2 separate regions of the Homo sapiens genome follow, and region 1 is linked to region 2. The links are chromatin loops, found by intact Hi-C in ENCODE. Cell type or tissue: heart left ventricle. All regions are shown on one strand. Links, peaks and the distances in the headings refer to the core of each region. The heading gives the core; the rest is flanking DNA.

Region 1 (2,931 bases), core at 116-2,615, 600 kb after region 2:
CCCTCCAGCAACGTTAACAGCGGGATCGGGGTGCAGAGGAAAGAAAACCCTGGGCGTGTTCAGGAAACACTGTTGGTCTGGTTTGGCTATAATTTAAGGTGCAGGGTTGACAAGCAGAGTACAGTAAAATGTTAATGCCTATCTTGACTGGAAGTGATGAGGATTCAATTGCATAATGTGGGTTATAATGCAGGTATAATGGCATAATGAGCCTGAGGGTTAAAAAATACTACATGTAACCTAATGTGTGTATAATGAGACATTGTACATATGAGCGTTTAGCATGCAGAGTGACTTTGCTAAGTTTTCTCTAGACATTGCCAAAAAAATGGAAGCTTGACAGGCTGGGAGATGCAGGATGCAGAATGGGCTAGAATGGGGTAGCTGGAGTGGTGGATGTCAACTGGAGGCTTTTGTTTCTGGTCACAGAATGAAGTTCTGAATTAAGCAGTCAGCAGGAACAAAAAAAGAAATGTAGTCCTATCTCAGCAGCTCTGTAGATGTACAAGGAACTGAGACTAAATAAGACCAATTATTAATGGGTTGTTGGGGATGGGGACAGGAGTAGAGTGGAGAGAAAAGAAACTGCCCTCACAATTATGTCAACTTTCCTAGGGAAAGCAGGTACCACCAGATTATGTCACTATTCATCATAACAAAGCTCCAAACCAAATAAGAGCTTCCGACCGATGGGGCCTTTCTTCTCATTGGCTTCCTAGTGCTTCCAAGATAAAGACAAGCTCTTCAAATTTCCTTGTAGGAAATTTCCCAGCAAAATCTGAAACCTGTTCATCCCACTGGCCTCAATATCCACCATTCTTCTGTTCAGTCCCTGCATTCAACCACTCTTTCTTTCAATTTCTTAAATGCGCTATGCTCCCTCTTGCCACAAAGCCTTGGCAAATGCTATTTGTTCCCTACCTGGAAACCTCTCTCCATCTTATGGGCTCCCCATGCATTTCTCAGTCCTTGCCCCCACCTTGCCTCCAAGACCCTCAAACCTGTGCTCAAACTTTCCTCTCCTCTCCTCTTTTTTGCGTTCAGTGTCCTCTGGCACACACCCCCTGAAGACTCTCTCTTGTAGTTGTGATTTCTCAGTTATTGCTCTCATAGGCATTCAGATATTTTCCCAAGTGACGAATAAAACACTGCATAAGTTTTGAGATGCAGATAATCATGTAGAAACACAGAACCCCAGGAAAGGATAGAGTTTTGCTTCACATTTGAATATTTTATTGCCTACTATCCTCAATAAAAATATCATCACTTCAATGATATTATGTCAAGGCATTTTCAGTTCATAATAGATAAGAGTTACATGAATACAAAGAACTATTTAATAATCATTAGCTAAAGTATGATTTATAGTATCTGATTTTAATGCTATGCTCTTTTAAGGTATTATAGAATACTTCTAGAGGACATCACATTTTCTTCATTCGTGGTATAGAAGAGAACTTTAAAGAAAGAAGTGAGGGATAATGTCAAGTCAGGTTTTGCTTTCAGCCATGCCTCGCTTCCTTGTTGTGCAGTGGCATTTGAGAGCGCATGCTTAAGTTGTCAAATGCAGATATTTAATGCAATTTTCTCAGTCCATTCAACAAGTCAGATATGCCTTTCTTGAGCACTGGTGATTCATGATTTTCTTCCTTTCCCAAACCTGGAGACCATCCAGGCTACTCTCAGGAACACTGGTAGGCCAACCCACTTTAAATTATGCCTGAATATATACATGTGCAACCATCCAAAAAAGAAAAGAGGCCTTCCCAATACAAGCTGCAAAGAGTATAAAAGTAATTCTATCTATCCATACTTTAAAGTTGTCTGATAGTTGGTTTAAAAGCACATTTGCCAATACTCTATAAACAAGCTTTTATTGACTGCATTTACTCCCTGTGGAAGTGTGATTTCCTCTGGCTCGTGCTCATACATTATGTCATACTTCCTGGAGAACAAAGATACATTTTTTTTTTTTTTTGCTCATTTACTTTATCCCCTTGTTCAGATTTTGAACTGAAAAAGAAACACTTAAGAACCTCTCAAGTCAGAAAGAATGAGTATTGCTAGCTCAGTGCCTAGGGAAAGCAGGTACCTCCAGGTTATGCCACGACTTCACCATAACATAGCTCCCAACCAAAGACAACCAGAAGGGATGGTCCCAAAAACACAGACATGGGCCAAAATGGGACATTTGATATGGCCACTTCAATATCTCTACATGTTCCTCTGTGACCTGGCCATTCTTCAATTAGCAGTTATTTACTGATCATCAGGGTGCCATGACTTTGATAGGTGCTGGGCACATAGCGACAGACCATGGCCCCTCTCTTCATGAGTCCACCTTCTAGTTGAGAAAAAGCAGGAAATAATTAAACAACCGTTTCTATAAATTGTGATAATGGTGATGAAGGAGAGGCTCAAGCTGCTGTGAGAGACAATAGTAGGAGAGTGATTCAGAAAGATTAGTTTGAGGGCATAGCACTTAAGAGAAGGTCTGAAAGATGAGAAGGAATATATGCATCACAGTTTCTAAGCTTCATCCTGTCATTGAAGATGGAGCAAGGATCTGTTGCGCACAACACAAAAATCCATCCTGATAGCAACATCAGAACTATCTCATCAAACTGGCATCGGCCATTTCTCACCCCTGGGATCTGTGGATTGCTGGAGACAGTAGCAGCAATATGCCCAATGAAACTGGAGGAGCAATCTGGAATCCTGGTGTCTTGAAGATTCATGCTTAAGTTTTTAAAAATACTGTCGGAATTTGCAGGAGGAGGTTTGCCATTAAGCACAGCTTTCATGGGAGTAGTAGATTTTAGATGGCAGCTGAGGCTGCCATCACTGGGAATCCCAATGCCATCAGCTGTCATCAGTATGCAATAGCACTCTCTAAGAAAGGGGTCGCCAGCTCCCCTTAACCTCTGAGCT
Region 2 (2,931 bases), core at 233-2,732:
TCAGCAAGAAAAGTCATAGTCTGTAGAAGCAGCGAACTTTACAGAGCTTATCTGATTTTTGGCTCAGGGACTCATTATAAAAAAAAAGAAGGACATCGATCAATCCATTTTGAATAGGTCAATATGGAACACTGACAAGAAAGAAATGTTGGGTAATAAATTAATTGAAAGCTCCAAGTAGGGAATTATATAACACAGAGGTAAACATATAGTTTTATGTCATAGCTACATGACATATACAAGTTGAAAATGCAATTTACACGTGTGTTTTATTTAGTAGCCTAACAAATGAAGCAATTTTGCACCTAATTTTAAAAAATGCCACAAGTAATCTTGGTTGTTTTTTTTCCTCACTTTTAAATCCCAATACATTCATCAACACTCTTTTTGTCAACCCTACCAGACCCCACTCACACCTAAAATCTCAAATAATATCCAACTCGAAGAGATTTTATAAGGATTAGATGAGGCAAAGGTATAAAACATATATTCAAGTTGGATTAGCACCTAACACATAGTAGCTATGCAATAATTGTACATTTTTTAAAAGTATCTAATGCCAAATAAAAGAGGTGTCCAATGTCAAAATAAATCCATATAAGGCCACATGGATAGAAAATAATATTTTCCATTTAAAAATGTCTTTGTAGTTGGGCTTCTGAAAAACAGACTCAAAGTTTTTTGTTTGCACTATATAAATCCAAAGTCTGCTATAGTTTCATGATTTATGATAATAATTTTCTCTGTTATTATATAATGCCTCATTATATAATGACCTCATAATTCAACAATATTATATCAATTACTTTTTTAAAAATCTCCCATTGAAAAACTATGAGGCTAAAATTCAGGGATGGCTCAAATGTGATGAATGTGGGTGGGCACAGTTTTTAGTTACCTCTAATACAATCCTGAGACATTTTGTTCTAAAACCTGTTTGAATTCTATATTAAAGTAATTCTTTTTCATTTCCACTATCATAGATTTCAAAAATTTATAAAGGAGTTAAAAATTGCCTTTTCTGATTTTAAAACATCATGAATATCTAACTCATGAATATCTAATAAAATTATAGCCCAAAAAATCTAATAAATACAGAATAGGGCATTTTAAAAGTAGGTTCCAACCACTGAAATGAATCAATATTAAAATAGGGTTCTGCCATGACTCAAAACAAGGCAGCTCTAAGGGAAACCATGGGATACACATAAGTTCTATTTATTATCTTTCTGATCTGTGCCTTTCTCCCATTCAGAGGACCTCTCCTCATTCCAGGTTCTCAGGTGCTTATACTCTATCTTTCCAGCCACCATATCTGTTCTCAGTGAAGGATCAGCATTCCTTTCTACTGATACGCACATTTCAGTTTAGAAGTGTATCTAAGGATCAGTAGTAAATTCCTTTCTACTGATATGCACATTTCAGTTTAGAAGTACATCTGGTAGTGGTTAATTGCTCTGAATTATAAAAAGTTTAGTTTCAAATCCTGGAAATTCCACTTATTATCCGTTTTACTTGTGTCTTTTCTGGTTATTGAAAGAATGCACAGGACTCTTCAATATATATTCACACAAGACTCACTTGTAATACCAGGCATATTGTTTCATTACGTGTTATTGAAATTGTGCAAACGACTCTTTATCCTTTGTCAGCCCTGCAATATGGTAAGTGGGCACTTTGTGAGTGATGAAGCAGATGATAAATTCACTGTATACTTGCTTTGGACAACAAAATATTATATACATCCTGGCATGTGCAGGAAAATGAATTTCTTAATCAGATGATATCTAACCTGGAGGTTCAAAAGGAACGATATTTTCTGCTTTAGTTTGATCATGTTTAAAACATTTGTCACCATTAGAGGGGATGCAAATCTAAATTCAGAATAAATATCTATCCCAGTAAAAACCCATCTGCACCCCTCCACAGGCATAAAGCCAATGTAATTCACTTACTACCTAGGCGCAGGTCTGGATTCTCTGGGTATGCAAGCCCACATCACATCACCCTTCAGTCTTTGATGTCACTCCGTGATCCTTTCCGAAGAATGGATGATGGCACCCACTTGTTGGTTCCAGTTCTCCTTCAAATTTGGGAAGGTTTTTCTGACAAGCATAACATATTATCTTCTTTAACTCTCCTTTTGCATGTTCATAATGCTTTTCAAAACATAGTACATCACATGAGGTTTTCTTATTATCTAATTATATAAGGCTTTTTTTCAGAACGTATTACTAGTCCTTTGGCTATGTCCCAGTAATCAGCATAATTCTTAACTACATCTTCCTCTTCAGGCTCTCCTCTTCCTCTTCTTCCTCCTCCTCCTCCTTCTCCTTCTGTTTCTTCTTCTTCTCACTATCTAGTTCTTCCAATACCCTTAGTGTTCTTAGTACCTCATACTGCTTAAATTTATCTTTTCCTTTTTCAGTCAGAATATAGCCATAAATCAGTTGTAATACAGCTGACTTCCAACTAAAATGTTGACCCTCTATCCATGAGCTACCATCAGAAAACCATGCTAACTCTTTTTTTTCATCCTCCAGTAATTGGCCAAATGTGGGTTCCCACTCACTTGTAGGATTAGGTAAATCAGAAGGATTAAAGGCATCCCTTAAAAGCACAGTTACTATTCATGTATGCAATGGATATCTCATATGGTTACCTCTGTTACATGGTCCATATTTTACTCTTCCCATTTAATGAAGAAAAACCTTTGTTTTTAACTTTTTTTTTCTAAGTTCAGGGGTACATGTGAAGGTTTGTTATATAGATAAACTTGTGTTGTGGGGGTTTGTTGTACAGATTATTTCATCGCCCAGGTATTAAGCCTAGTATCTATTAGTTATTGTTCCTGATCCTCTCCCTCTTCCCACCTGCCACCCTTTGATAGGTCTCAGTGTGTATTGTCCATGTGTTCTTATCATTTTGCTC

What was found. A loop is a pair of places that touch in the nucleus more often than their neighbours do. Peaks named below come from ENCODE experiments on the same cell type or tissue, not always from the same donor. Only the 100,000 strongest peaks of a DNase experiment are listed, where the experiment ranks them.
Region 1: it touches region 2 in a loop (5-fold over the local background); 54 of 110 quality-filtered maps call a loop at or near these places.

The regions. Positions count from the first base shown.
Region 1 is chr2:228,055,631-228,058,561 of GRCh38, reverse strand. All of the region lies in intron 3 of SPHKAP (SPHK1 interactor, AKAP domain containing), which reads left to right. Among named protein-coding and RNA genes, the nearest start is that of SPHKAP, 120 kb to the left of the region's middle. In heart left ventricle, for the core only: no CTCF peak of the experiment used is centred there; no DNase peak of the experiment used is centred there.
Region 2 is chr2:228,651,060-228,653,990 of GRCh38, reverse strand. No RefSeq gene overlaps it. Among named protein-coding and RNA genes, the nearest start is that of LINC01807, 41 kb to the right of the region's middle. RefSeq lists an enhancer at 1,761-1,930. In heart left ventricle, for the core only: no CTCF peak of the experiment used is centred there; no DNase peak of the experiment used is centred there.